Linked DNA regions of Homo sapiens: region 1 is linked to region 2. The links are chromatin loops, found by intact Hi-C in ENCODE. Cell type or tissue: sigmoid colon. All regions are shown on one strand. Each heading gives the region's core, and the rest is flanking DNA. Links, peaks and the distances in the headings are about the cores only. Region 1 overlaps NCAM1 (neural cell adhesion molecule 1). Region 2 has its middle 32 kb from the start of LINC02764.

Evidence for each region. Hi-C counts contacts between places; a loop is a spot of excess contacts. Peaks named below come from ENCODE experiments on the same cell type or tissue, not always from the same donor. Only the 100,000 strongest peaks of a DNase experiment are listed, where the experiment ranks them.
Region 1: it touches region 2 in a loop (7-fold over the local background); 2 of 110 quality-filtered maps call a loop at or near these places.

The regions. Positions count from the first base shown.
Region 1 is chr11:113,006,857-113,023,001 of GRCh38, reverse strand. All of the region lies in intron 1 of NCAM1 (neural cell adhesion molecule 1), which reads right to left. Among named protein-coding and RNA genes, the nearest start is that of NCAM1-AS2, 51 kb to the right of the region's middle. In sigmoid colon, for the core only: no CTCF peak of the experiment used is centred there; DNase peaks (open chromatin) are centred at 8,041 and 8,601.
Region 2 is chr11:112,580,132-112,596,276 of GRCh38, reverse strand. No RefSeq gene overlaps it. Among named protein-coding and RNA genes, the nearest start is that of LINC02764, 32 kb to the right of the region's middle. In sigmoid colon, for the core only: CTCF peaks have their summits at 7,756 and 7,957 (motif pointing left); a DNase peak (open chromatin) is centred at 7,876.

The DNA.
Region 1 (16,145 bases), core at 3,454-11,453, 430 kb before region 2:
CTTTCCTGCAGTGGGTGTGGTAAGGTGACCAAGTTTCTGCTAAAGAGATATGTAACTTCCTAGAAGCTTCCTCATAGGGAAGAAAAGATTATCCTTTTTGTCACTTCCTCCTTATAGTTTGCTAGAATGCAGATGTAGTGTGATGACTGGAGTGTAGCAGCCATGTTGAGCCACAAGGTAAGATCCTAGTAATAAAGATTGAGAGTGGAAAACTAGGATCCTGGTTCCCCGATCACATGGTGAAACCACCATAACAATCCTGGACTACCTACCTACCTACCTACGTACCTGCCTGCCTTTGGATTTCTTTTATGAAAAATAAATAAATAAACTAACTTGTTGAAGCCATCATTATATTAAGTATTTGCTTACATGTGGCCAAACCCAATCCTAACTAACACCAGCATTCTACTTCTGCTTCCTTGGCCATCTCTCTACCAGATTCTATTCTCAAACCCATCTGTACTCAGTTCTGAAAAGTAGGATCTGTAATACTATTGCGCAAGTTTATATGAAGCCGCTGGCTACATTCCTTCATCCCACAAGTCTAAGGGGCAAGCACAGCATTATCTTAGGATGATATCTTAGGATGATCCATCATCTATGCAATTTCAGAAGAATTTACCCTGTCCAGAATAGAAACAACAAAAGTGTAGAGACTTCATCAGCTCTGATGGTGCTGTTCAGAAATGTATTATCCTCTTCCCTAGAGTCATAAACAAGCAAAACATTTATCTCTGAGAACTACAAAAGTATGGCTCTCTAAACCATGAACCACAGAATTAGACTGAGTGCCCCAAACGAGGTGTTTGTATTGAGTGCATTATCTTAAGCGAAGTAAGTCAGAGGCCTGTTGGCTTAAATCAACTCCTTCCAACATATGCTTAGTCCCAAAGCATCTTTTAAACTCAAATTTAGGGTGGGTGGACTAACACCAGACCAACTGTTAGGAGTTTCTGTTAGTTTCATTGGCTTTGACTATATAATTCCTATTTTAAAATATTTTTCCAGCTCATTCTTAGCATTTCAATGATGAGCTGGTTCTGCTCAAAACATTACCAAGCTTCCCGTCTTCTCCCTATTGCACAGAAACAACCATTGCAGTAGCTGTGGCTTAGTTTAATTATCTACCTTTGCTATTTTAGGGGTTTAGCAAAGTCTAGTAAATGGCATTATTATCCTAAAGGCTAGCCAAGCAAAGCAAAATGGTCTACAGCAGGTTTTTAAAGCCACAAAAATTTCTTGTAATACTATAATCATGCAAAATGACAATTTGTGTAAGCCTGCATAAGCCAACTTATTTAGTGACATGACAATGGGAAAATCGCTGTGGCATTATTAGTTGCATTTTGTGTAACAGAGACATTTTGAGGGCTTTAATTGATATAATGTATAAATAGGAAATATTTTCCTCACATTCTTAAGCATGGAAAAAATCCACAGGAATTACCAAAGCTGATTGTCTCTGAGATTTAGGAAGGATGAAAACAAACATACTCCAGTTTGTCTCTTAAGACCATTTTCCTATACCAACTACTATATGACTTAAACCCAAATGAATAGCCAAAGGATGTCATAATAGCTTTATTCTTCCAAACATGTCTCTAGACACATTTATATAATGTCTTCTCCATTCATGTTAACTTCCTGGACTCCTGCAGTCCTAACAACTGATTCCATTCACTGAATGCCCCATAAAAGTGGTCTGAGAACTTAGATGGACAGAGAATGGGCTATAGCATGCTAACTCATGATCCTTTGCAGTGATGATCTGATTCATTCAGTCAATTTGTACACTCAAATGTGACGAAAGCACTTAGCATACTGCCTGGCATGTGGTAAACACTCAATTGTCTTACTGTTATTCCTATTATTACTGTTAATTTCTTACCCTACAAGTTAGCAGTTGCTGACTAGTAGGAGCCACCAATGAAGAAAATAATAAGCTTGGGTGCGGTGGCTCATGCCTGTAATCCCAGCACTTTGGGAGGCCGATGGGGGCAGATCACCTGAGATCAGGAGTTGGAGACCAGCCTGGCCAACATGGCGAAATCCCATCCCTACTAAAAATACAAAAATTTGTCGGGCATGGTGGCACATGCCTGCAATCCCAGCTACTCAAGAGGCTGAGGCAGGAGAATCACTTGGAACCTGGGAGACGGAGGTTGCAGTGAGCCGAAATCACGCCACTGCACTCCAGCCTGGGCGACAAGGTGAGACCCCTTCCAATTATAATAATAATAATAATAAACAGCAGAACATCACCAGCTACCCAAAATGAAGTAACAAATCCAATAAAATGGTAGGCATAAAATTGCTTTTCAAATTCTAAGAACGGTTTCATCAACAGAGATATGTCCCTATATCTCCTTCTGGAAGCAAACTATGTTGTGCTCTGAGATAGCAAACTAAGTTGTCCACTCTCTCCCTAAGTTTTCACATCCTTTGCTATTGAAAAATCTTTATAGCCTCTAAAGTAAAAATATAACAAAATATATAAGGGACAGTTCAAAGGTAATATGCAAGAGATCGTTGTCTGTGAATATCCAAGACCTACGGTTAAGAGAGTGGGTGGGGAAGCGAATGGTGCCTTAAGAATGCAACACTCAGGGGTGAGCTAAGTACTGAGGAAATGACTTCCAACTGAAACAGCCCTGCCTCATGCAAGGGCCTCTTCCACCCATCAACCCAGCACCCTCACCCAGCCTCTTCCTGATGGTCAAATGAGGTAGGTATTCAAGGATAGAAAGCAAATGCAATGAAAATATTCACAAATCTTACAAAGATATAAGATTTCATAAAGGCAATGTAAGGAGTGCTGAAAAACTGCTCAAATCACAAAAACATTGTTGACAAGGGAGGGACCAGCGAACAAGTAAGGGGTTAAAGTGAACTGGGATGAGGACTGCATGGCTGTCTCCCAAAGGACTTGGAGGATCCTTGAGAAGCTGATGACGGCCTTGAACATCCTTGCAAAAATGACCTCTTTATAATCACAGAATGGGAAGTGAAATGTGAAGCAACAGATGCCATGCTATGTTATTATACAATTTCAGAAATAACAGGAACATCATTAACAAAGACTACCACACAGATGCAGAAAAACGGCAATGAAAGAGCCAAAGGTGGCGTCTAGACTTCTGCTTTCACAGAGATCAGGAACACAGACAAGAGAACTCATGTGGTATATTTGGTTCAGGGAGGGAAGCGAAGGGAAAGTTAATGAGTTCTATATTGGACATATGAAATCTTATGTGTCTATGGTGACTAGAAATTGTAATATATCTAAGAAGCAATGGAATACGTGGGACCTAGAACTCAGGTGATGTTATCTGTTCCAAGTATACACACATACATATGTTATTAGTGGTATCTGACACCACAGAAGTGGCAGAGATGGCCCAAGAACAGTGTAAAAGAAAAGAAGATGGCCAAGATGCAGCAGCATTTAAGGATGGATAGAGGAAAGGAGCCAGGAAAGGAAACTAAGAAAAATATGAATTATTCAGGAGACAGTATCTGTAGGAAACAAAGATAAATGTGGAAATCGGCAGGTCTTCAAAAAAGAGACCTCATCTGCTCAGAGTTTATCATCAGCTATTGAAATCAGGCAAATGTTAGCACTACGAGCTCCTCGGAAGGCTATTGAAGGTAAAGCGACGTCCCTAAATGCCTGCAGAGAGTTTATCATCAGCTATTGAAATCACGCAAATGTTAGAACTAAGAACTCCTTGGAAGACTGTTGAAGGTAAAGCCAAGTCCCTAAATATCTGTGTGATTAACAACACAACTGGATTAAGGTTTGCTCTTGGTGGGCTGGCCAGAGGGATCACAGCCTATCGAATGGCGCAGAGGTGTCCTGACACACAGCTGTCAGTATAGTGACACAGGAAGCATCACCTCTCCCTAACCATGACCGAGTATCACTATCACACTTCATTTGGGGCATTTCACGTGGAAGGGATCCTCTCATCTATGACCAGAGCAAAGATAGGGGATAAACCATCTTTTACTGTTCCAGAAAATTAGAAACTTAACTCTCTCACCTTTGTTCATTATATAAATCTGTATAAGCACTTTCCTCTTCTCATAAAAAGTCCAACATTGGAAAAAAAAATAGGTAATTTTTGTAATGAAAATTCTCCACCAAATATAAAAGTCCAATAAAACTAAACCACCTAGCAATTTTATAATGACTCTATTAAATCAGATTTTCAAGAGAAAGCATTTAAGACTATGTCTGTTTTAAATGACTTAAAAAAATTAAAAACCAAGCACAACCACAGCAGTATTTCGGATGGCTGATTGAATCTGGGGCCATTATCTATATGATCAATCAATAATAGAGCCAAATATTTCAAGTTTATTATGCAGTGGCTGACTTGGGCATACTGAATGAACAAGGCCTAGGTCTTCATGACTAAGATGAGGTGAACTATGGGGTAATTTTGTTTGTGTAGCCTCATCCACAGCCCCAAGGTAAGAATCATCAAAAGCAGAATAGATGTTGCTCTATGGGGAACGCACACATGAACAATATTATCTCAAGGGAAGGGTTGCCCAAACAGATTCATCTACATGGCCCAACAGGTTATACTGCTGAGAAATAAGTTCCCTTGGAGACGCAGGCACCTTTTAGAAAAATCCCTTTTCATTCCCCACTTCTTTCAGGCAAAAAAAAAAAGGTTTTAAAAAATGTAAAAGTAAGAGAAATGGCATGGCTGTTACACAATAAAGTGAACATACCCAACAGTACAGGACTGTATACTTGAAAATGATTAAGATGGTAAATTTTGTGTAATGTGTGTGTTTTTTTTTTACCACAATTAAAACTTCTTTTAATTAAAGACAGAGAATATGCCATGGCATTCCACAAGCCTGGCTAAGTCATAGGCCAACAGGACAGCATAAGAGAAGTAAGATCTAAACCTCAGAAGTATTTCGATTTCTATGCCTCGCCCAGTGGAAACTTACTCCAACTACAGTTGGAACTAACAGTAGCACATGGTCAATAGAATTTTTGGTTTGTTTCATTTCTCCTTTTCAAATTCTGTATTTTATAATTGTTTGTTGGAAGGAATCAAAGGAATCCTGTTTAACTTAAATTCTGCCCTATCACTTGCATTAGATAGGCCAAGATCACTTTCTATTCAAATATTGTAATATTGGGAACTTTTCAATATACTGATATGATATAACATATGTAGTATATCATTGCTACCAATCAAAAGAAAAAAGCCTCATGCATTTTGTGTATACAGTATTCCTTCCTTTAAATCCAAAGCTTCTGGTTAGGATTTAACAACAAATCAAGTAATCCTCAAGGCCTGGGGACATACATACACACACACACACACACACACACAAAACAGTACTGATGGCTGACTTTATTATCAACATAAAAGTATAATAATCGTTTTATTTTTTGGACAGAAGTGAAGGATGTTTTCGTTTGTGCATCAGATGCATTGATGAAGTCACCACAGCCCTGGGAATTACTTGCTTGCTAAATAAGCTGGCTGTGATATCAGGGGAATACTAACCATTGTTTTCTCAAAAAGTTGCACTATTTCTACTGGTTCTTATTTAAAGGTTGAAGAGAAGGAGAATCTTCAAAAATACATTCTAAAGATTTGAAAAGCATAATAACTTTGTATCTGCCTTTTAAAAAAGTTTGTTCATGTCTAAACACAATTAAATTTCCATCCAAGTGTATTGTATAATAACTGTTTTATTTTTCCAGTCTGCCTCATTCACCTCTTCCAGCTCCAAGGGACCAAACAACAAACCTCTCGAGCTGTAGTAAACGAAGAGTGTCTCTCAGGTCCTCTGAGAGAAGGTGGAGCAGTTTCTTCTACCTCATGGAAACTGCTGAAGAGTCAAGGATTCAAACTGTCATCCTCTGATTCATAGGTTGTTGCAACACGTTGACAAAACTCTGAATTAAAGAAGGCTTAATGCTCCAAACCTTGAGAACACTGTATTTGGTATGTTCTTAGACCTAACAAATTCCTTTAATGCAAACATCGGTTGGAAGCACCCTCTCCTCACAAACACTCATCAGTGAAGAAGTAGCAATAAAAAGCAGAGACTTTTATGGGTGCTAATGTTTTGCCGGTGCATGCAGAAATAATTTCTACTTTAGACATGACTGCTTTCACACATGTCCCCTGTCTCACCTAAGCTCTTCATAAAATTTGAGGGTTCACCTGCCCTGACTGTGAGAGCACACCTCTACACACCCTCCAGAAGTGTTAAAAGGAACAGAATGACCTCCTCACCGTCTCCCTCCTTCTAGCTGAGCACTGTGTGTGACCTGGTAGTGTGTAGGGCCACCAGCTTGCACCAGTAAAGTCTCTTAGGAGACTGTCATACAACAGGCAACTGGCACACCCTACAAGGCTCTGGTGTCTGCCCCCAAGTGTCTCTTTCCCTCCTGGATGCTCTTCCCAGCAAGTTCTGCACCGCATGACAAGTATTCCTGTCTTAAGCCACTATACAGAACCCTAAAGGCTGGATGGTGAATTGTCACTGCTAAGCAAAAGCTGCTTGGGTGGAAGGAGGTGGCATGAGAGCAGCACCAGAAAAAATGAGACCCAGTGTCCTATTTTTATGTCTGTCTATTAGGCAGAGACCAAAATTCAAAATTTCAGCCAGGTCATCACCTTGCAACCCTGAGAAAGTTGCTTGGCCTCCCTAAAACTTAATTTCTGCAGTTGTCAAATAGAGATAACAAGCCTAAGTGTCCTAAAAGGCTGCCATGAGGATGAAACGGGGTGGCCAGTGAAAGATCTTGGCTCAGTGCTTGACTTACTATAGTAGAGACCCAAGAATTACTGTTATTGTTTGCATGAACTCAACCTCCTAAATAGATCCATGAATGGGCTTCATAAATTGAACCATTTATGGGCATGTCCTTAGGTTCTTCCAATTAAAGCTGTTATCGTATTCCAATCAACTTAGTCAAATATTTAATACTCGGCACACCACCATCATCCTGATCCCGCTTTTCTCCTACAAAGCCCACTCGACACCTGATAACATCAGGCTGCTGAAGCTAAGTTCTCTCATCTCACCACCTCTGTCTCAAAGGAAAACATTCTTCTCTATGCCCTCCTTTTATGACAAACATCCTAAGACAGAGGCACTGACTCTGGCATGAAGAGTTTAAGTGTAATGCTTACTCCTGGTTATATATCTAGATCTTAGATCCTGAATTAGGACTGACGCTATCTTTTTTTCTTTTTTTTGTTTTTGTTTTTGTTTTTTTTTAGATGGAGTCTCTGTCACCCAGGCTGGGTGCAGTGACATGATCTCGGCTCACTGCAACCTCTGCCTCCCAGGTTCAAGCAATTCATCTGCCTCAGCCTCCCAAGTAGCTGAAATTACAGGTACCCATGACCATGCCTGGCTAATTTTTGTATTTTTAGTAGAGATGGGGTTTCACCATGTTGGCCAGGCTGGTCTCTAACTCCTGATTTCAGATGACACACCCACCTAGGCCTCCCAAAGTGCTGGGATTACAGGCATAAGCCACCACACCTGACCTAAACCATCTATCTTAAAGTGTCTATCATAAAATGGCATCAGAGGGTTACACCCAAACTATTTTGTAATATTTGGTTGAACCAGATGTGTCAATCAGGTCTATGTCCAAAGCTCTTGCTGAAGGAAGCTGCCTTGGCTGACTACTCTCTGTCCCACTGAACCCCTATGGCTTGCCAGCTACTGCCACCTGGACCAGGGAGGGTCAGGGACAGTGACATGGCCCAGAGCACAAAGACAATCTGGGCCATAAGCCTGTCTGTCTCCTTAGGGGGCTGAACTAGAAAATACTGAGGGAATGAGAGGGTGAGGTGCAAGAAGAGAAGCTGTAAGGATAAGAGGGAGTAAATGGTTTAGAGGGACTGCAATGAGCCAGAGATGCATGGAGAGCATTAAGAGAAACTAGAAATGGTGAGGGGGTGGAGACTGCAAGGTGATGAAACAGAGCAGAAGGCTGGAAGCCAGCTGGCGGCAGCACACCCAAGCAGACGGTGGCTGGGCCACATCCACTCACAGCCTTTGAGTGCAAGATCCAGAAGCACCTGCTGCTCTGGGCCCCAGATAGCAGCTCTGGATCCAGAATAAAGCCTCAAGCTCCCAGCACTGCTAGGCCCTGTCCCCTGGTTCCCACTCTCAGATTTGCGTGAGCTTATGTTTCACTTAACGTCTCAGCTGTGTGCTAGCCTGAATGTATTTCTGTCCTTACAACCAAGACGACCTCAGAAAAATCCAGCAGGTATTTCCAATACTATGGAGACAGCCTTTTACTACTATAACTTATCCGTCAAAACATCTTATAGTAAGGTAGACATCAGAAAATGCACCCCAAACTACTTCTCTTATGTTGACGTTTATAACATATAGTTTTGTGTTTCACTACAGCATTCTTTCTGCATCATGTCACACAGTTCAATAAAAGTCCTTCTTTACGGCAGCATTCATTCATCTTAAAGAAATGAAGGAGGCCCGTGGCTGTTTTGTTTGTGTCAGGGGTGATGCTGGGCAGACGGGAATGAGCCCTATGGGAATAACTTTACAAGCTGGCTCTCCTGGCATTAGACCAAGGCTCTGCACACAAACAAGTCCCCCTGGCCCTCTGCAGGACTAAGTGGAGCCAGCCCCATCTGCTTGGAGAAAATGCTATTTCCATCAAACGGCTTGCCCTGAGCTAGGATATCTCTTTTTCCAAAGGGCTGCACTGTATATTTTGTACAGCTCTGTTTTATTTATTTCAGGAAATGCAAAATACATTGCATTTTATATTCTAAAAGTATTCTCAGCTAAAACCCAAAATGCCTTTTAAATGTGTTCCCCAAGCCTGTGTAGTATACCATTTATCTGAGTAGTATTAATACATAAAGTTACAAAAATTAGAAATGTACCTTCCCCACTAAAGCCCAATATTCTTGCTGAGAGCTATTTCTTAACAAAGAATAAAAAGTCACAAGGAAAAAAAAATCTAGACCTTTTAACTTGTCTCTAAGAAATGTAGTTTTATCTGGGACATTCAAAGGGACAATTAGGACAGGTATCATGTATCAAAATCTTGGGCAATATGCCAAACATTTCACTTAAGAAAACTGCCTTGGAATTCTGATTTTTAAAAGTTCACCTATTTTTATAAATATAGATAAAGCATGAAAGTATCAAAGTGGATTTCTTGTTTGTTTCAAATAAAGGAAATATATTGACGTTAACTTGGCTAATATTGACTTTAACTTGGCTAATATAACACACAGTCTTGCAATAGTCTATTGTTTGAGGTAAGATGTTTTCAGCTGCAAGAAACTAAAATCCTGAGTCAAACCTGTTTAAGCCATTTAAAAAAAATCTCCCATAGAGGAAGAACAGAGACAGTATAAATTTCAAGACTAGTTGATACTGCTACCTCCTTAGACTTGAAGCAGTATAGAGTTAGCAGTTTTGGCACCATTCCAGACATAACAATGTTCAGAGGAAAAATGTTATATGATCAACATTTTTGTGGATTTTTCTTTTTTCTTTCGCTTCTTTTTTTTTTTTTTTTTTTTGAGACAGAGTCTTGCTGTGTCGCCCAGGCAGGAGTGCAATGGCACAATCTCAGCTCACTGCAACCCTCCGCCTCCTGGGTTCAAGGGATTCTCCCAGCTCAGCCTCCCGGGTAGCTGGGATTATAGGCACGCGCCATCATGCCTGGATAATTTTGATATTTTCGTAGATATGGGGTCTCACCATGTTGGCCAGGCTGGTCTTGAACTCCTAACCTCAGGTGATCCACCCGCCTCAGCCTCCCAAAGTGCTGGTATTACAGGTGTGAGCCTCTGCACCCCGCCTTCTTTTGCTTCTTAAAAAATGTTTTTATTATGAAAAATTTCAAACCTCTAGATAATTTCCAAAAATTATACAACCCACATACACTTCACTGAAATTCATCAATTGTTAACATTATTCCATATTGTATTTTGTCTCCCTCTCCATAAATATGACCATAATTTTATTATTATTGAGGAACCATTTGAAAGTATGTTGTAGACATCATTATCCTTTTCCCCTAAATACTTCAGCATCTATCTCCTAAAAACTAGGAGAGTCTCATATATAATCTGGATGGGGTTGAATAATGTTCTCCCAAAAATTCATGTTCACCTGGAACCTCAGAATGTTACCTTATTTGGAAATAGGATCGTTGCAGATGTAATTAGTTAAGATGCTGTCACATGTGCTTGGGGACTAAACTCAATGACTGGCGTCCTTATAAGGCCATGTGAAGACACAGGCACACAAGAAGAACACCAGGAAACAACACAGGCAAAGACTGGAGTGAGGCAGTTGCCAGCCAAGGAATGCCAAGGATTGCCAACAACTACTGGAAGTGGGGAAGAGGCGAAGAAATACTTCCCTAGAGCTGTCAAGGGAAGCATGGTCCCACCAACACCTTCATTTCAGACTGCTGGCCCCAGATGCTATAAGAGAATGTATTTCTGTTTTTTGAAGGTCCCTGGTTTGTGGTGCATTACTACAGAACACCTAGGGATACACAATCACAATACCTTTATGAAGTTCAGGAAATTTAACACTGATATACTGGCATCTAGTGTACAACCTATATTCAAATTTCAGAAATTTTTCCCAATAATGTCTTAAATAGACATGTTTTTCCCAGCCGGGCACAGTGGAAAAGCCTATAATCCCAAACTTTGGGAGGCCAAGGCAGGCAGATCACTTGAGGCCAGGAGTTCAAGACCAGCCTGGCCAATATGGCAAAAACCCATCTCTACTAAAAATACAAAAATTAGCCAGGCATGAAGGTGCGCGCTTATAGTCCCAGCTCCTCAGGAGGCTGAGGCATGAGAGCCACTTGAACCCAGGAGATGGAGGTTGCAGTGAGCCAAGATCGCGCCACTGCACTCCAGCCTGGGAGACGGAGAATCTGTCACACACCAAAAAAAAGAAAGAGGAAAGAAAGGAAGGAAGGAAGGAAGGAAGGAAGGAAGGAAGGAAGGAAGGAAGGAAAGGAGAGAAGGAGAGGAGAGAAGGAGAGAAGGAAAGAAGGAAAGAAAAGAAATTTTTTTTTCCAAACCAGTCTCCAATCCAGAATCACACTTTGCATTTAGTTGTCATGCTGCCTTAGTCTCCTTCCATCTGAATCAATTCTTCAGCCTTTCCTTGTCCTTCAAGACATTGACAGTGTTGATGAGCATAAGCCCCTTGTTTGGCAGAGCAAAGCAGACTGCTTAACGATCCCCTCCAAACACAGTCATTTCCTTTTATGGTTGCTTATGCTACACAAGGTACCACTGCTACCATCTCTCTATTTTTCTACCCTTCTCCTCACCTGCTTAAAAATCCTACCCCAATGCTGGAGAGGATGTGGAGAAATAGGAACGCTTTTACACTGTTGGTGGGACTGTAAACTAGTTCAACCATTGTGGAAGTCAGTGTGGCGATTCCTCAGGGATCTAGAACTAGAAATACCATTTGACCCAGCCACCCCATTACTGGGTATATACCCAAAGGACTATAAATCATGCTGCTATAAAGACACATGCACACGTATGTTTATTGCGGCATTATTCACAATAGTGAAGACTTGGAACCAACCCAAATGTCCAACAATGATAGACTGGATTAAGAAAATGTGGCACATATACACCATGGAATACTATGCAGCCATAAAAAATGATGAGTTCATGTCCTTTGTAGGGACATGGATGAAATTGGAAATCATCATTCTCAGTAAACTATCGCAAGAACAAAAAACCAAACACCGCATATTCTCACTCATTGGTGGGAATTGAACAATGAGATCACATGGACACAGGAAGGGGAATATCACACTCTGGGGACTGTGGTGGGGTGGGGGGAGGGGGGAGGGATAGCACTGGGAGATATACCTAATGCTAGATGACGAGTTAGTGGGTGCAGCGCACCAGCATGGCACATGTATACATATGTAACTAACCTGCACAATGTGCACATGTACCCTAAAACTTAAAGTATAGTTAAAAAAAAAATCCTACCCCAAGTAAAGGCCCTCAAAAAGGCCTCCCCCAATGATGAATCCTTCAGTGACTCCTGATCTTATGACTCCTCCGCTTCTTGAATTCTACAATAGCTACTGTCTTAAGTGTTCATTTGACACATAATGATAACCTGACTTTATTGTCATGTAACTTTTCATGTGTGTGGGTCATATCTTACCAAAGTCCCCCTGACAGGCAGTACTATACACTCAATATGTATTACTTGAAATTAATTAAATTAATATTTTGAGTAATTAAATACTTGGTACTCTCGCCAACTGACTTTTCCTGTTGAGTATAGCATAAAAGAAAAATAGAGAGCAGGTCTTTCAATCTCAAAAAAGTCAGTAATTATCAATCAGTAATTATTTCTATAAGAACAATTATTCTTTCAGGGATACAGCTGATGTTTGCTCATTAGCTGAAGGCACTCTGGAGAATAGAATATGACTCATAAATAACAGGTGAGGTGGTTTTATTATCAGCTATTGTATTGAAAAGCTATAGGATCCTGTTATTCATCAGAATAAGGAAAATGAAGCAATTAAAATCAAGCCTCACTAATTCACATTCATATTATTAAAAGCCCATCTGACTAAAATAGAGAAGTCTGATTTATAGAATATTTCTGAGGAAATACATTTTAATTCTTTCAAGTATAGAGTTATTTTTTAAAACCAAATCATAATGAATTGCTAAAGGTGAGATCCTACTTTAATAAATATATAAAAAGGGTCTGCAATTAGCATATCATAGCCAAAGACATGAATCAACTAGAAAGCTAATTTAGTTCAGGATCGAATGTGAGAATGCCTGACATCCTAGTTTTACTGCAGTTTCCTACTTTCAGAAAATATGAAATTGGTTCATTAGGTGGTTTTGCTTTTCCTTTTTAAACTGAATTAACTGTTCTTTTTTTTTTTTCAAGATGCAGCTCAATTTCCTAAGTCAAAGAAAGTTTCAGTACTTCTTAGCCTGTACACTGGTCTCTGCTTACACTGGGAATTGTAGACAGTGGATAAATACAAGCTTCCATGTGCCTGAAGATCTTGGTCTCTTATGCATCTGTTGACTTTATTCCCTTCCAGTAGGCCCCCTTTTCACAGACACAAAAACATAAGCATTGCTCTAGTCCCTTCTGCATTGTCATGAATAACAGGGTCTTCCAAACCCATATTACTCCCTTTATCTTCTACAATCCCAAAACATCTGTAAGACCCTGATCTCATTTTTTCAAACTCAAAATGTGGAGACATGGTCTTGGAAAAGTTTTCTGACCTGTGAGTGGAGTTTAGAGATGAGTCCTAGAGAGGAACAACATTAAATCACATTCGGTTGCATGGAGACTCCTATCCTCACTGGATGGCTAGATGTGCTCACTCTCACATACAGAGACTGTTTAAAACCTTCCAATTACCAACCTGGGCAACAGGGTGAGAACCCAGCTCTACAAAAAATACAAAAAATTCCCCAGGCGTGGTGGGCACCTGTAGTCCCAGCTACTCGGGTGACTGAGGTGGGAGGATCACCTGAGGCCAGGACGTTGAGGCTGCAGTGAGCCATGATCACACCATCACACTCCAGCCTAGGTGACAGAGTGAGACCATCTCAATAAAAAAAAAAAAAAAAAAAAAAAAAAAAACCCGAAAAAACCCTTCCAATTAAATCAGCCCAATGGAGACTTCCTGCCACCACAGATTTCAAGGTCTAGTCTGACTAAGCAGGTAAATTGTTTGCCAATTTTTTGATAATTCTACCGACGTGGTCCTACATGAGTCTGTCCTATTTGAAAAAGAAAAAAACGAATTGAGATGACTGTGTGCCAAACATAATGTCTATGAGTTTCCGTCAGAAACTGAGTTCAAGGCTCAGTTTCTCAGGCTAACTAACATTCTCCATGAATAGCAAAATACTTAGACCAGGTTATTGCACTCTCCCGCTGTGACACCCCTGAGGCCCCCATGGGAGATCGGTCAGAAAAACACAGGACAGTTTGCAGCTTGTGTTGACCTTTCCTTGGTCTTCCATTCTGTGCACTTGACTCAGCTCTATTCAGGCTCAGTGGGCCATACTGAGCCCAGATACTGCTGATGTTGTGTCTATCACCAAATGCCAGAGTTTAAGGAAGAGCAGTAAGAATGATCTCCAGGGGATCAGAAAACATTTCAGTGTGTAAAACAAAGAGATGTTTGGTTCCCTTTCTTTCTGACTTTTAACTTACTGATTTAAAATCACTACAGAAATCGAGAGATGAGTAACCTCCAGATGATATGATTTTAGTTTCACTAGTTTGACAGACAATTGGTGACTCGATGGAACTATTTAGTATCAAGAAGAATGGCTTCAGTTTGAAATCAAAACCATAATTTTGAGAAGCAGTCCTCCAATATTAACTGGCTTAAAACCAACAATTCATTTAGGGGGATAATTTGCAACTAATATATGGGGAGAGTTTTGCAGGAAATAAAATTAGACATGTGGACCACTAAAATATTTCCACGGCTGAAATGAGTCATTGTTAATCCTGCTCTGAAACTGTCTTGGCTACATTCATTATAGCCATGTATTACCACTTTGCTTTTCTTGAGGTGTGCTCTGGAGAGATCTCCTCAGCTTGCAAGGAAGAAAGCCATAGAAATGGCCATGTGACCCCTGCCCCCCTATCTGTGATTATTCTGAAAGCCAGTATTGGAGTATCATAATGTAAACAGTCCAACTTTGAGGCTAAATTCTCTGATCCTCTATCAAAAAGTGTCATAACTTATATTCATAATCCATGAGATGAGGCCATACTGGAATAAGACTATGAAGAAGAGGGACTTTCAGCAACTCTTAGTTACCATAATTAATGAACTCTAAGTCTCCATGTGTTGTAAGATGCACCATTATTTTATGGACTAAGAAAGAAATAAAAGCTGTCAATTAAATTGACACGGTGCCTTATTACTTCAAATTTTTTTATTTTCCACCTATTATGGAAGTTATTTTATACACAGACACATATTTTTACCATATATCACTTTTAAGCTTAGGTACAAAAGAAAATATCAGAACAATGAGTTCATTCAGTATCTCTAACCCTTCTTCACATTCAGAATCCAACTTTGAATTATATTTTGACTCCAAACCATTCAAGCCCATGCTTTTCCATGTCATACCATCTCTAAGCCTTGAAGAACACTGGCAATGCAGCATCTGGTAAGAGTGTTTCACTGTTGTCTCTGAGATTTCTTCCATTTTGCAAATTGCACTGCTGGTACTTGGGATATTCATGCATGCACAGGCAATCACAACTATATCACAACCACTGTGTGGCTCTGAGTAACTGTAAGATGCCATCAGCTAAAAGAAGCCATCTCGTTTTCAAAATTGTTCAAATGGAAATGTAGGCATCTTAGAATCAGTAAAATATGGCAGTTTTGGGACCTTGTGCACGTCCCTTAGCTTGGATTTCATCTGCTAATTGATAAGCAGAAAGGGCTCTTAGGGGTTTAAATTCTGTGGTTTTATTTGCATTGTTTTGTTTGGGCAGATCTATTCCTAGTTATCACATGATGCTTTTAGACTATTTGATAACAATTTGAGAATATAGACAGACCAGACATGGTGGCTTAGACCTGTAATCCCAGCACTTTGGGAGGCTGAGGCAGGAAGATCTCTTGAGCCCAGAAGGTTGAGGCTACAATGAGCCATGAGCACACACCCACTGCACTCCAGCCTGGGTAACAGAGTGAAACCCTGTCTCAAACAAAAAAGAAAGAGAGGATACAGACAGATCTTACATTCCCCTGCTCCCTTCATGTGGAAGTAGACAATAGGTCCTAACCTGAAGTGTAATTATTTGGAAAGTTGCCCCGATTAATGCAACACTTCCTATCTGTGACTGAAGGGAGAAGGAAGGGGAGCAGGTTTCGAATTTCTGTACTCTTAAAAATGTGTGTCATGCTCACCAAGATTAGCAGAATGCCTTCTTTCATAGTGGCTAATTTGTTTTGGGTCTTTTTGTTTCTTCATGAAAGCCAGAAGAGACTGAAAAATGTATCATCCTTTAAATATCACAGCTATGGTCTTAAAGTGGAAATGGTGCACTACTTCAAT
Region 2 (16,145 bases), core at 3,069-11,068:
ATAACCATATAGAGAGCCCCTAGCTCATCCTACTAGAATGAGGGACCCGTCTCATGTACTCATGTGGAAATCTCTCAGGGCTGGATAATGCAGAGTTGCCCCCATGCTCTATTCAGTTACTTGTATCACACTGAGCCATCAGTGAACCCAGTCAGGTGGCTTCCTCACTCACTTAAAAGTCATGGCTAGCTATAAAGTAAAGGGAAATTAGAACCAGCATCCCTGAGGTCACCATACTCCTAGTTAGGGGAGAGCTCATCACCACCACATAGGAGTAGAAGGTATCTACAAGGAGATGCCACTGTCCAGATATACCACATCCACCTAAATACAGTCACCTGTGGCATGGGCAAGATTATTTTATTCCAGATAGAACAGAACTCAAGTAAACAAAATTTAGGGTACATGTGGTTTTGATATTTTTCTTACACAGATGGTCATCACAGAGATGCTTGATTTTAATCAGATCTCTATAAGCAGCTAAAAGTTGATTTTCCACAGGAGACCATCTAAATAAAGACTGATCGCAGCAGTTTGCTTGCTCAGAAGTCCAGGGATCATTTCTGGAGCCTGGAAGAAACAAACTACCAGAAGCTCCAGAAAGCACATGTGTCTACATGGGTGCCGTAGAAGGTGCTGCAGTGTAATGTGCAGTCAGAGTAATAGGATATCAAAACAGATCTCACTGCACCAGCCTCTGCTCCAACTCAAGACCCCTTGCTGCTTGGACCTCCACTCAAAGGTAGAGGTATATGTGAAACCTGGTGGATTGGGTATCTGCAAGAGGCTGAGATTAGAAATGAAAATGTACCATCAAACAATATCAGTAGGTGCTGAATCTCCTACGTATAAAAGGACACCTGCAGTGGCACTTTTGCCTAGAGTCCTGAAAGCATCATCTGCAGCACCTTGACAAGGGCCCAGACAGCGGAGCTGGGAACTTGGACTTTAGACTGCCAAAGAAGCCATCCTCCAAGAAGCCATCTCCTTATCTGTCCTTGTGAGATGCACTCATGAAGATTATCAAATGGTCCCCGAACAAGGACACATCAAAATGCTGCCTCAGGACAACTCCTGAAATAGAGTGGGAGTTAGACTGAGAGACAAAAGGTTTCATTGAACTATAGGGTGACAAAGGACAGGACAGTGAACATGTACTGGAGAGATTACCAAGTAAAGATACACCATTGCTAGTGGTTGGGGTGGGAAGAAATAGTGAAGGCTCTCTCAGTTAGATAAATGGCAGCATATCACTGGAGTGGACCTGCTACGATTTGCCTAATCATGGAGATGATATCAGGGATCAAATAAGAGGTATGTGTATTATACGGGGTTTTCTAGAGAAACGGGACCAATAGTATGTGTTTGTTATAAGGAATTGGCTCACATGATTATGAAGGCTGGCAAGTCCTGAGATCTGTGGAGTGAGTGGGCAAGCCGGAGACCCAAGAGAGCCAATGGTTTAGTTCCATTCCAAAGTCCAGTAGGTCTGAGACCCTGGAAAGCTGATGGTATAGTTTGTGTCTGAGGGCCAGTAGGCTTCAGACCCAAGAAAGTCAATGTTTCAGCTCAAGTCCAAAAGCAGAAAAAAAGCCAATTTCTCAGTTCAAAGGCCTTCTATTCAGGCTTCAGTCTATTGAATGAGGTTCATCCACATTAGAAAGGAAAATCTGCTTTATTCAGTCTACTGATTTAAATGTCAATCTCATCCAAAAACTCCCTCACAGAAAAACCCAGAATAATGTTTGACCAAATTTCTGGGCACCACATGGCCCAGTCAAGTTGACACATAACATTAACCATCACAGAAAGTAAAACATCAATTAGCCATCTCTAGTAAACAATGAGGCTCTAAAACCACTGTTCTTTTTAATTAACTGTACCAATAATTAAAGGGCAACAATGGTAAAACTTCAAATGAACCACATGTGAAAAGACTCATTCCACTCCCTCTCCTTTGGGAGAGAGGAAGATTCAAAAGAAGTTATAAACAAATGAAAATCTAATTTTATGCATATCCCAACCTAGTGGTATATAAGGGCTTCTCAACCCAAAGGAAGAGCCCTCGTAGCTGCGACATGAAGAAATGCCATCTACTAACATGAGAACAAGATTGCTTATAACTGGAGCAATTTTAGGACAGTTTAACCCATTATAAGCAATCCTGGAAGGCCATAGCAAAGTCAGACACAACTTGAGTGCAACCTTTCTATGTGACTGATCATAGAACATGTGCATCAGTAAGGACAAAACAACTGCTGTTCTTGGCAAAGGCCAAGACCAGAACCTCTGGGAAAATCAGGCATGAATTAATAATGACCTTTCTGCATGGCCCCAGAAAGGAGATGCCACTAATTAGAAGCAAATATAATACCATAAATGGAGGCAAAACAGAATTGAACACATTGGACAATATTATAACCAAAAGTAGTGGTCAGGATTTATGAGGATGGTAAATTGAAATGTAAGTTAGATTGGGATGCGTGTCCAGATGTAAGAGGCTCTATGATGTCTCACATCTTAAGTTTAAAGGACTTCTAGGTGCTGTTCAGTCATGAGTCCCATGTCTAGGGGATGAAAGTATCTTCTACAGGAAACAACCACCTCCTTCTCCTGTTAAGCCACTAGCCCAGAGCTCTTCTCAGTTCCCCCTAGGGCAGCTCTGTGAGGGCCTTGTACATAATGTTTCTACTGAGCAGCATGCTTCAGTGATGATGATGATGATTATGATCGCTGTTATAGTTGCTTTTCTTGTTATTAATAGCTGTAACTTAATATTTCAAAATCTGCTCAGAGCTTAGGGCATGAGATACAGCCAGTCTCCCAAGGAGGCAGCCTGGGGAAGTGAAAAGGTTTGGAAGCAGATGGGCCTCTCTACCACCTACTAGCTGCAGGACTGTAATGTGAGTTTGCTGCATTATTTTTGGATAGCCAATTCTGTTATAGAATCAAGAAAGCAAACTGGGTGGATGAAACTTAAAAGGACATACAAGCATCAGGTAATTTTGGATTCATTGTGGAAGCCAGCCGCCAAGATGACCCCAGTGGTCCTAGCTCCTTGACCCCGGTATATTCCTTTCCCAGGGTGGGCAGGGATGTTCTGCATAACCAATAGGATACTGCAGAAATGATGGTGTGAGACTTTGGAGGCCAGATCATAAAGACACTGCTCTCCCTTAGACTACTTGCCCTTGGGGAAGAGAGCTGCCATGCCATGAGGATACTCAAGTAGCCCTGCAGAGCAGTTCATGTGGTGCTACCGCCATCACCAGCTCCAACTTGCCAGCCACATCCAAGACATCTTGGAAGCAAATCCCCCAGTTCCAGTTAAGATGACAGCAGCCCTGGGTGACATTGTGACTGCAACCTCATGAGAGCCAGAACGACCCAGCCAAGCTGCTCCCAAATTCCTGACCCACAGACACTATGATAGATGGAAAATGTGAATTGTTATTTTAAGCTGCTAAGTGTTGGAGTATTTTACTATATAGCAATGGATAACTAAAGCTAGCATAGATAGAAGGCAAACAAGCAGCTTACGAGGTATAGGCAAAACCCATAGGATGTGTGAAGTGTAGATGATGAGTGAGTAAGCAGCTTGTGAGACAGGCAGAATTCATAAGATATGCTAATTATAGCTACTGAGTTAGTAACCTGTAAGACATCCTAAAGATATATACTGTAAATGGGACATATAATAAAACAAATCAGAGTGTTATCTACTAACTATAGATAGAAAGTCATAGAGATAACAAGTCATAATCATGCCATCTCTGGGCTAAAAGCTTTATCAACTCTAAATTAGGTACCCATTGATTGACACCCACAGGGTCTCATTTTGGCCCCAGGTGCTCTGTATAAGAAATGCAAATAAGGCCGGGTGCTGTGGCTCACACCTGTAATCCCAACATTTTGGGAGGCCGAGCTGTTGGATCACCTGAGGTCAGGAGTTTGAGACCAGCCTGGCCAACATGGCAAAACCCCATCTCTACTAAAAATACAAAAAATTAGCCAGTCATGGTGACGGGCACCTGTAATCCCAGCTACTTGGGAGGCTGAGGCAGGAGAATTGCTTGAACCCTGGAGGCAGAGTTTGCAGTGAGCCAAGATTGCACTGCAGCCTGGGCGACAGAGAGAGACTCTGTTTCAAAAAAGAAAGAAAGAAATGCAAATACATTCTCGACTGTTCGGAAGGCTAATTGGCAAGCTGTAGCTATAGCTAAGCAAACTTGTTTTAGCCCCCATATTCCTCCTGTCAGACAGCAAAATTATGCTTTGGCCCAAGAGATCTTTGGTGTGTATTTGGCCTTCTTGCTCAAATCTCAATTGTGATCCTCATAACCACACCATCAGCAGGGAAGGCTGATGCAGCAGAGAGAGGGAAGATACACAAGCTTATATACCCCAGGATCCAAGGAGTATGGTGCTTCCACCTGGCAGCTCCCATCTGAAGTGAGCTAACCTACCCTATCCCTCTCCCCTTGCTGTTGCTTTGGGTTTTCAACAGATTTAGTAAACTGTGAGTTTAAGCACTTTAATTTGGCCCGTGAATCCTCCTATTCTGACACCTCTGACAGAACTTATCTAGTAGAGTATGCAGAGGCCACATTGCATTAAGGTAATTTCTCACATTCCTGGAACCTTGGAAAAGCCACTTCACTACTCTGATTCTCAACCTTCCCATTTAAAAACAGGAGCTAATACTACATGCTTGACAGTGCTTTAAGAATAAATGAGACACTTGGGAGAAGAAATAATGGAGTGCCAGGCACAAGACAGGTGCTTACCAAAAAATTATTCCTTCTGTTTTAGGTGACCCTGTAACTGTCTCTAACCTCAGCCAGGTCATCCACTGAAAGAGTATTGTAATACCTACCTCACAGTTGCTCTGAGGATTAAATAAGGTAACATTTCTGAAAGTATCTAGCACAGGACCTTGGTAGATGGCCAATCCATTTAAATTTTCTGTCTTTCTTTCCTTACAAATAAAAAAAAAGTATAACAGCTGCCTCTGAGATATAATTTCAAAATTGTGGAAATCCCTCCATCCCCATCCCCAAGTCAGGTCACAACCCTCATCTACTCCCCTGCCTCCCATTCCTTTGAAGGGTTAGGGCTTTTGTTCCTTAATGGAGAATTACAACTCATCCTGGAGGAAGAAACCAAATGACTTAAATTCACCCTAAGACACAAATGACTAACAATAGATCCTTGCTCAGAGGGAAAGACTTTATTGGGAAAGGGAGGAGGGAGTAAGAAGACAGGGTTCAGAGGAAGGGCAGTCAGAAGTGAGAGTAGAGAAAGGCCTTCAAAAGGGAGGCCTGGATACAAAGTCATAACAAAGACACGCTTAGCCCTGTGGGTCTGACAGGACAGGACAGGCCAAGAGAGCCCCTCCTTCAGAGAGTCCTTCTCAAAGACAGCCTCCCTCAGCGAGAACATCCTTCAGAGAGCTGCTCCCAAGGACAGCTCCTCACTTAGAGAGCCCCCCTCAGGGAGCACCTCCCTCAGACAGCCCCTCCCTCAGACAGTCCTCCTCAAAGAGAGGCCCCCTCAGACAGCCCTTTCCTCAGACAGCCCCTCCCAAAGACAGCCTCCCTCAGGGAGAACCTCCTTCAGAGAGCCACTCCCAAAGACAGCCCCTCTCTTAGAGAGCCCCTCTCAGGGAGCACCTCCCTCAGAAAGCCCCTTCCTCAGACAGTCCCTCCGAAAAAAGCCCCTCCTCGGAGAGTCCCTTCATCCAAGAGCTCCTCTCAAACAGAGTCACTTCCTCAGACAGCCTCTCCTGAGAGCCCCTCTCACAGAGCCTATCCCTCAGAAAGCCAGTCCCTTGCAGAAGATGTGAAGCCCTTTTCAGGTGCAGGAGTCAACAACCAAGAATGGAGCGAGCATTCGAAGGAAAGGAGTTGCGACAGCAGGAACGGTTCATCTCCCCCAGAAAGGACCACCGCTCTCCTGTCCTTAGGGCTTCTCCTTGGCCTCAGGATAAGGAAGAGGATTGTAGGATTTGCCACTCAGACCAAAACTGGCCCTCCAGAGTGGATTTCAGGCTAGACCAACAGAGTCCCAGAGCACTGTGGCAGCATAGAGGGAGACTGCAGCCTGCCGTGGGAAGCACATTAGGGTTTAGAGGCAGAAGTTCTGATTTCAAATTTCAGCTTCACACCTTATCAGGGCTGTGTCCTGCACAAGTCTATAATGTGTCAGTCAGCATCACCAGAGCAAAATGGCGGTCATCACACTACTTGCAGAGCAGATTTGCCTGGCAAAGCTTAAGCCTCCCACCCCCTTCACCTCATGGTCCTGGGATCGTGGGGAGTTTCTGTGTGGAAGTGTTCTGGGGGAAGGGGAAGTCTGGCTGACAGGGATGGAGGGTGTGTTTGTGTGTGTGTGTGTGCATGTGTGGAAGTGTTTCTATATAAGCATTTCTGATAAACTGCTTGAAGAGATCTCAAAAGAGACCTGACTTTCTAGGGCTCTAGTGATTTTGTGTGTGTGAGATTCATTTTGTGTCATTCTGAATCAAGATTCACTTTTGTGTTTGTAATTTTATTCTCTTTTTCTTAAAGCCACCTCCCTCTAATTGTACAAGCTTCAAACCCCACAAAGCCTGGATCCACCTAAAGTCCTCAGAGGGCTGTCACATGGATAAAATGAAGTGCCCCCTCAAAAAGTGATCAACTCACCTAGAAGTAGAAATTGATGCTTACTAAATCTGATTCGGTGGTCCCCTTTCCATCTGCCCACCCAGGTGAGGTGCGGTAAGAAGAGACAGGCAGCCCAAGAGGCCTCCCGCAAGTTCAGAAACAGATTACAGAGTTGGCAGGGAGTCTGCTGCTCTCCCACCAGGGCCCCTCTGCTCAGACAGGGCCAGATGATGTAGTGACTTTATTCAGTGGATAAACATCCAATTCAGCTTGCTGGAGGCCCCCCAGCCTCACATTACTGTTGACACAAAGCAGATTCCCTTTCTCTAAACCACTGTTTATATTTTAGCCAAGTGTCCTACATAAATCTCAGATCCAACCATCAGACTCTCTGGCTGCTACAGAAATGATCAAGACCAACGAGAGAAAACAGCCTAATAAGGAGCTTACAGAAGGAGCTGGGGGTATCTCTAAACGAAAGGCTGCCTTGGGGGTACATACCAGGCAACCCAGTTCTGAGACTCTCCAAAACTGGGGGCCAGCACAGACTTGGAAGCACCTGCAGCTAAAATAAAGGGTCTTTTAAAGAACTGGGTCTCAACCAGGGCACCAGGCCTATGAAATATACATTCAGTTCAACTCAGGTTCACAGAACATTCTCAAGTCCCAATTCAGTCGTTCTAGGAAATATGTAGGCTGGGTTCCAGTTCAGACATATTTTTCAATAGGTGTTTTTTTTTTTTTATTTTCAGAAAAAAAATAAATAGAATACAAACTTTGTAATAATAGCTTTGTGGTTCCATAAATTAATATTAGTGCTTGGTTAGAGCTCAGCACAGTTGTGTGGTAAATTGTGGTTTGGGGCTCAGGGTCTGGCTGAGGTCCCTGATTTGAAGGCCTCAAAGCCTGGAGAGCTGTGGCTTAAAAGGACAATGGAGAAATCTTTTCCTAGCAGTAGGAGCTAGCAGCTGAATGCACTTCATCTTGACTCAGCAAGGGACAGTTCAAACACCACTCCCCCAGCTGTAGCTTTTGGGTGAGGTCTCTATGTCTTTTCTGCCGTAGTCATGTGTGGATCATAAATGGCCTAGCCCAAAGCAGCTGTTATTTTAAAGAATAATTAAAAGAGCAAGAGTAATCCCTGGGGCATGGAGGAGGGGAGAGGGTATCTTTATATTCAGACGTTCTGGACTTGATTATAAATCCTAGAGCTTGGCTGCTCCACGGGGACCACGCTTCTCTAGGCTACCCGTCTACATGATTAACTGACTACTGCCATCTAGTGGATATGGAGGCCTTTGAAGTTCTAATGACTAATGTGCAGGATGTTGGGCATTGATCTTAAGAGAAGCTATGCTTAATTAGGGCAGCAGATCTCAGGGCGGCCTGTAGGTAGGATTACAGATCAATCACCCTGGAATATCCCCATACGCAATTTCTCTTTTCTGACAGAGATTAAAAGAGAAAAAAGAAAAAACTCAGTGCCTGTGGGTCATCAATGTTCTGAAGTTTATTTGGCAATTGAATCAAAACTGACATTCTGAGACATACAAAGGCTCGATGTGAAGACTACGGATAACAGCCTCACTGCTGTATTCTGAGAGGTCCATGCCGGCTGCTGCAGTAGCCAGACTGGTCCTTGGGCATGGCTGAGGTGGAGGGAAGAAGCCCTCAGCTAGCAAACAGAAATCTCAGCCTCTACAGCCATTCTCATGTAGGGCTGTGCCACCCTGTCCAGGCAGCCCCCAGGGCTTGGCCCCTGGGCAATGGGTATGAAATGCCCTTTTCTGGGTAGGGAAGAAAAAAGGGGCTAGGCCCAGACCCCGGAACTTCACCTCTGTCAGAGCTTCTGTTTACCTGCAATGGCTGTTCCCCCGACAGACACATATCTATAGATGTTCACTTTCAGACGCTAATCTGGAATTTTCAGAGAGTTTAAAAGATGAAAGATTAGCTACTTAAAGAATCAGCAAATATGTATAAATTCATCTTTAAGATAAATGGGAAATTTGGCAGGACTCAAAATATTTGAATCAACAACCACATATGGACACAGACCAAATCTACACAAAGCATTTGGGTAAAGCCTGCAAATATTTCTTTTTCAGTTATTGCAGCTTCAATTTCTCTTAGATTACAACCCAATCCCATCCCCTTTGCCCAGTGAGGCTATGAGGTTTCTGTCCAAAGCTGGAAATGGACCCCAGTCACTCCTTACTTCCCCTACCACTCCAGGCTTCAGTTTCCTCATCTGGAAAATGAACCAGTGGATCTGATTACCCCTGAGATCTCTTCCAGGTGAATTTGAATGCTTCAAGTCTAAATTTTCCTTTGCAAGATTTCCTCAAGTTTTGGCAGACGTGTGTTAAAGGCCTGGGGTGGACTGAACTCAGGATCTTTTACCATCATCTGGAGTGCTTCCCAAGGAGCATTTCATCCAGAAAAGGAGATTGTTTCAGGTTGAATATGACTTGAGCGCCCATCAGGTAAGATGTGTTAAAACAATTTTTGTACAGCAGGCCTAATGATAAGACAGCCTACCTGGGCTCCAGCCTGCCTGTAACTGTGTGAACTTAGCAAGTCCTTCACTCAGTCAGACTTTGCTTTCTACATCTGAAAAAGTCAAAAGAAAGAAAATAAAAACCTCAGCCTACCTCCCTCTCAGGGTTGTTACAAGGGAGAAAAGAGCATAAACAGATGCAAGAAGTGCTTCCTTAAAGAGTTCAATATGAATTGTTTTTCTGTTTAGGTTATGTTAAATCTATTTCATATTATTAATCCCTTCCAGATGACACCCATCAAACAAACACCCAAATGGTCCATGTCTGAAAGACCACAGACTTTTCTTTTGGGAAAAAAAAAAAAAAAAGCTAGGCCAAGCCTGAGATACATCGGGCTTTCTAACAACAGGGAAATTTGGCTCTTCTTTGGGCCTGTTCCTTTTTGTCCTGGAGGCTTGTTAATCAGCTGCAGGCTGCATTTTCCTTAAGAATTCAGGCTAGTAGTCAGTTAGTCATGTAGACAGGGGTAGCCTAGAGAAGCATGATGTCCATGGAGCAGCCAATGGAACTGGAGGCAGTAAAGGGAGGCAGAAGATGGCTTGGAAGCCACTGGCATGTTGCTTTAGTGGATAGTAATGAGGAGAGCCAGACCTCACGTTTTTCACCTGGAAGATCTGATACTGCTTCCCCTCCTCCACTGTAAACCCCTCCATGAAAGAGCAGAGGACCCGAAAACTGCAAGATGTGATTCATAATTGTCAATAACATTTGTGTCATTTTGATGCTCTAACTCTATTACGTTAATTGCTCTCCTCTCTACACTTTATTTTAAGGTGAACATTAATTGATTCCCAACTGTAATCACAATTATGGTGAGTTATCCTGATTAATGGAAGATGTGATTAATAGGTAGGAAGGTACAACTGCTTCTCCTTCCCAGGGAAGAGATGATATATGTTATTATAGCTCTGCTGTAGGCTTCATTTTCCTTAAGAATTCAGAGCCAATGCAAGCTATCAATCACCATATTCCATTGTTCTTCCCAGTTGACTGGACACAACTCCCATTCGGCCCAGCCTGTTTCTCTTCACTCACTGACTGTCCCTGCTTCCTTAGGGAACACTCCTACTCCAGACCCCCTGTGTTCCAGAGAGAAAAGAGAGATGCTAGCATGTCAGTTCTGAATTCTGAAAACGGAATCGTGAATTCTGGTACAGTCAAGATAGGCAAAGTGGTGAGTATGTATCATGGCCAGACCTAGAAAATAAACTGAAGTAGATAGAGGAGAAAAAGAAGTATTCATTTGTATACTCCAAGGCCTAGCATCATACCTGGCACATGGTAGCTGTTTACCACATAGTATTTGAAAATGAGAATAGGTGAATGAAGTTTATCATCCCTCCCTATGCCCTGACTACTAGTTGCCCATTGTGTTTCTGGACTCCTCTCTGCCACCCCACCCAGCCTTGTCCTCCTAAAGAGGATTCCCCTCTCCAAGCCTTACATCCTAGCTCACCTGTCCTGTGTCCTGCTCTGTGAGTGCCTTGCTAGGAGACAGGGTAGCTCAACAGATGTACCAACTGGTGTGAGAGCTAATGATAACTAACTGTCCCCAGTAACCTTGTAATAGAAACCTTACCTGCACCCCTTTACAACTCCTTTACATTTTGCTCAAACTTCCTTCCCACCCTCATCTCCAGGAATCCTCTCCTCCTGCCTACCCATCTCACACACCAGTTATGGATGATCAGTGAGTCCACTGGCATCTTCTGTGCAGGAGAAGTTAAGACCAATAGCTTAACTAGAAGGAGAAGTAGAAGACTTGCTTTGAAGCTGCAATGCGTGACAAGCATGGAGGTCTTCCTTTCTTATGGAGAATTTTTGTAGAGAGCTAATGTTTGCAGTTCATGATGCTATCAGCCACCTAGAGTGTTCTAAATTCATACTTATGTTTGCTTTCCAGGGGCAGAAAGGGCCTTGTCTCTGTCATCTCTCTGATGAGATTCTACTCTTTCCCCAGGCTTCGGCTTAAACAGAAGATCTTTTCAACCTGAGAGCCCTCCTGGCCAGGCAGAACGCATTTCCCTCTCCTAGGCCTGGAGGCCACCTGGCCACACCTCTACACAACTCCACACCTCTACACAACTCCACACCTCTCAGCATCATCACAACCTTGTAACCCAGATGTCTGCTGTCCTTCTGTGTCAGACAAATGTCTGGTCCCCTGAAGATCATACTGCAGTTTATACCTGTCCAAAGACAGCCAGCAGAGGGGGTGAGGGGCCAGAAGTTGAGCCCTCCCACTGCTTGCCACGCTGTGCTCCCTGCCCTGGGGCTAAACTCACCTGCAAGAAAGAAGCCTTTTTCTCCCCATAAAGGTTCTGCCCTTAACTGACCACACCCTGTGCTGGCTGAATCAGGTCAGGGGTGCATCGTTTCCTACGGAGCCCAAAGATACCCATGCGTGTTCAGAGCAGCCCCACTCTGACTCCAGGGTGCGATTCTCTTGTCACACCCTTGGGCTTGACCTCAGCTCCTTCACTTTATCATAAGTAATCAGCTACACTCAGATGTTGCGACTTTTTTGTAGACTTTACAGAAAAATCTCACAGGGAAGAAGATGGAGGTTTTCGCGTGTCTCACACACTGAAGCACACAACCTAATTCACCTGGCCCATTTATGTCCTCCAGGTCTGCTCCCACAAGGAGCAGAACTAGGTCCTCTCCTCCTGGCCTAGCCCAGCAACACCTCCTGGCTCCTGTCCCCATCTTCTTCCTCCTGATCCCATTCTCCACTTATGATCCAAACCCACCCTACCTCCTCCCTCAAACTTGCAAACTCTCTTCCATCAAAGCTCAGGAGACAAGCTTCAGCTACCAAGATTCCCTATTTCCCCACTTCACGATTTCTTCCTATGCCCCACTCCCAGACTAATAATTATAAGTTTAAAAAATACCCTTTAGTTATAATTTATGAGTTAATCTACCAATTAAAATGTGAGTTCCCTGAGGGCAGGGATTGTATATTATTTGCCTTTGTCTACTTGGTCTGACTTAGCTTTGAACTCCAGCTTCTTCACATACTGGCTGTGTGACCTTGGGCAAGTCCCTTAACTTCTCCGAGTCCTTGTTTCCCCATTATTGTAAAATAATGGCAATAATCATTTCTATTTCAGAGGGTTATTGTAAGGATTTAATGAGATGATACACATAAAAGGCTTGGCACATAAGTGCTAGATAGGTATTAGGTATTATTGTTAGTGTATTGCTAGGTATTATTGGTTATTATTATTAGGTATTAGCAGAATTATTACGGAACAGAAACGTACTCTCCCCCTGCCCCCATATACCTGGCAGTTGCCCTCATGCATGGGGTGACATTAAGTCTATCTCTATCTTCCTGCCACAGTCATCACCAACAGTACTCAAATGCCTTCTCTCAGAAAAATCATGCCAGATATATATTTGCATATGAGACACAGGAACTTCTTTGTCCAAATCGAGTCCATGTCTTGCCCACATGTGTCAGTTTGGTCCCAGAGCTGTACATTTTGAGGATCTGTGGTTGCTGGGTCTTTTTTCAGCCTCAGGGCCTTGCTGTTCTTAATCGGTTTGGTTTCAAAATAGCTCAGCCCTCCCAGGCAAAGGAAGCTGTAGGCTATGTCCTGATGGATGGTTAATAGATGCGTGTGGGCATGGGTGTATGTAAATATTTAACCACATCAGAAGAACTGAGATTCAGAGCTGTGGACCTGTGCTCGAAAGATTATGTTACAAGTCGGGGCCTTCAGCAAAAGCCTTGCTCTGAAGCTGCCGTAGAGACAACAGGCACATTTTCAATTTGGTTCAGTGCAAAAGATTTTTATTCAGCACCTGCTAAGCACTCAGCACTGTGGCAGACAGTCTAATGGATACAAATGGTGTGCCCTGTATTACTACAATAATGCTGCATAACAAAACACCCACAGCACGTGAGATTTCTTTCTCACATATCTGGGCTCAGCTGGGGTCAGGTGGTCTAGGCTGAAATTGGCCACAGGTCTGCGGGTCAGCTGGAGACAATGTTCTGTGTGTTTCTCATCCTCTACGGACCCATCAGCTACTCCAAGAACGTTTTTCTCATGACCACAGCAGAAGAGGAAAGGCCAAGCCCAATCATATGAGCCTCTGCTTTATCCTATCTACTAATCATCCATTGGCCAAAGCAGTCACATATTGGAGCCCATATTAAAGGACAGGAATGTCTACTCCACCTGCCATGAGGCCAAGGCAGGGCACACAGCCAAGCCTGATGTCTATGGAGTAGGGGAATACACTATCACCCAAGGGGTGATGGAGGAGAGTGAATATTTCTGTGCAATAATCCAATCTGTGGCTTGTTTTATCCTTTCCAATTTGAAGATAATTCTCTTTGATAGACTTAACCAAGAGTTTTTTGCCTGAGGTTCTTGAAAATATAAGCATATTTTTGTATGTAAGGTCTATAGTTTTACTGGGTTGTTACACAGGCCAGTGACTAAAACAGGAGACTGTTATTCTGGACTCCCACAAAAAGGGTAAACAGAAACTCCAGAAACAAAAGCTCAGTGTTGAATTTCAACAGAAGTCCAGACTGGATCATTAAGGAGATGATTTCCTTATAAAGTGGTGATCCCATTCTCCATGGCTTATTTCATTCAAAATCTCCAAACCAAATTAATTTATTGTCTTTTGGGAAGTCTGTAGATTTCAGTAAGAAATTTGGCAATGACTCCTACAATACTCTTGTAGTCAAGCTAAAAATATCACCAATATAATAATAGGGTTAGGTCAAGTCTTAGTTATTTAGAGTGCTATTTAGAAAATGTTGATTGAAGATTACCCTGAAGACCTAGCTCTGGCAATGTGCCTCAGGACTCTGTCCTTGGCCCTCCCCTGTCCAGAGGTTTTATCAATTACTAGAATGAAAAAAGAATCAGAAAGCACTCTAATCACGTTTGTGGGTGACACAATACCAGGAGAGTCAACTAAAGCAGCAAGTGCAAAATCCACACTCAGAGTAATAGGCTAGACGTGGTAGGTTAAATTTAACAAAGACAGTCACGAAATCACAAATTTAGGCCCTGAGGCAGTGCACATTATGAAAGTCCTCTGCCTTGACAACAGTTTAAGTAGAAAACATCTGGGGATTTCAGAGGGGCCACAAGCTCAGTATGATTCAGAAGGGTGCTACAATTGCCCAGAGAGCTGAGAAAACCTCAGAGGCCGCATTCATGGAATTATGTCCCAGGTCAGAGAAAGTCATAGTCCCAGTGGACACAATGTGGTTTCAGGCACGTTGGTCACCCAAGCAATGGCCAGGGATGATTTGATTTTCTGGCCAGCTGGAAAGGGATCCTCTTCTTCTCTCATTTGTGTCTGATTTTCCTTTCTGAAATTCTACCTTTAGGCACAGAAGACATAACTTTTGATTTAGCAAATAAGCATCTCATGCATTCAACAAATATTTATTTAGCACCTACCATGTGCCAGGCACCATACTGAACACCTTTTCTAATGCTAAGGTGGTGAGGGAACCAAGACGAACACCAAAGCCCAGCATAATGGGGGGAAATGGCGCACACACACATACACACACAATTATAATGTGATATTGCTAGAATGATGATGTTTGCAAAGTGCTATGTTAACACAGCTTTCCCCTAGACAAGAATTATATTCTTGGGCCACAGAGGGCAGCTTGGTATTTTAGAGGGAACCAACATTAAGGTCATTTCATCCCCAGAGCCAAGTACAGAGCCTGGCACACAGTAGATATTTACTAAGTAACTGATGAATAGAGGAATGGGATGGAAGACTGCCTGATAGAGCTAAGAACAAGCCCTAGCTCTGCCCCTTTCTGTCAGTGAGTCCATAGGCAAGTTGAATTAATTCACTGAGCCTCAGTTTCTTCATAAATAAAACAGGGATAATGATCTTCATCTCACAGGGTTGTTTTGTGGGTTTAAAGAAATGGAATGAGCTCCAACAGATGCAAAGTGCCCTTCAAGGTCAATGACATAGTAATAATAAACTAGTACTCATTGTTCCTCTGAGTCATGTGCCAGCAAGATCATATTTGGACTATTCTGGGCATCATGAGTTAAGATAGGCATTAACAAATTATAGTTCATTCAGAGAAAAGACCTAAATGAAGAGTGCTTTAGGAAGCAAGAAATGTTGTGGGGCTAAGGAGGCAAAGTCTTCCATAGAGACCCAGAAGGCAGCACCAAAGGAGGGTAGAATTTGGGGAGTTCTATTCCAGCTCTGGTATGGAAGAATATTTTGATAACCATAGCTACCAAGAATGAAATAAGCTGTTTCATCAAGCAGGGAGTGCCCCATTGCTGGGACTTTTAATGCAGGGTTTGAAGCAGCATCTGCCAGGAATGTTCAGACCATCATTTCTTCAACATAATATTTATTGAGTACCTACTATGTGCTCTCCTCTTGTTCTAGGGAACTTTGTATTAAAAAGGAAAAGCAAAGACATAGCCTGTGGATCTAAAGCACTCACAAAAGCAAATGATTTTGTGTATAATGTTACAAGCTGCTGTGGGAACACAGAGGGTTTTATAGAAGGGATTTTGCCTTTGGATGGGAGATGGGACAGAATGACCTCTAAGATCTCTTGGTTCCTATTATTCTATGATTCTATGTAAATCATAATCTCTTTCTGCCAAGAATTTACTCATCTAATCCAAAGATTTTCCTTGGAATTAAACCTTGGCGATCGAGCCTCTAATTCTTGAATGGTAAGATTCCACAAAAGTATTGATAATGATGCCTTACACCGGAAAAGCACTTTCCCCCCTAATCTGGTGGAAGAAATTTGACATCTATTATAACATTTGACCCCCACATCTAACCTATACATAAAACCATGTTTAAATAGATAAGGAAATGGAGAAACAGGAACAACACAGACTTGCCTCAAGTCACTCACTCGTTCGCGGTGAGTAGTAGAGCTGGGGAGAAC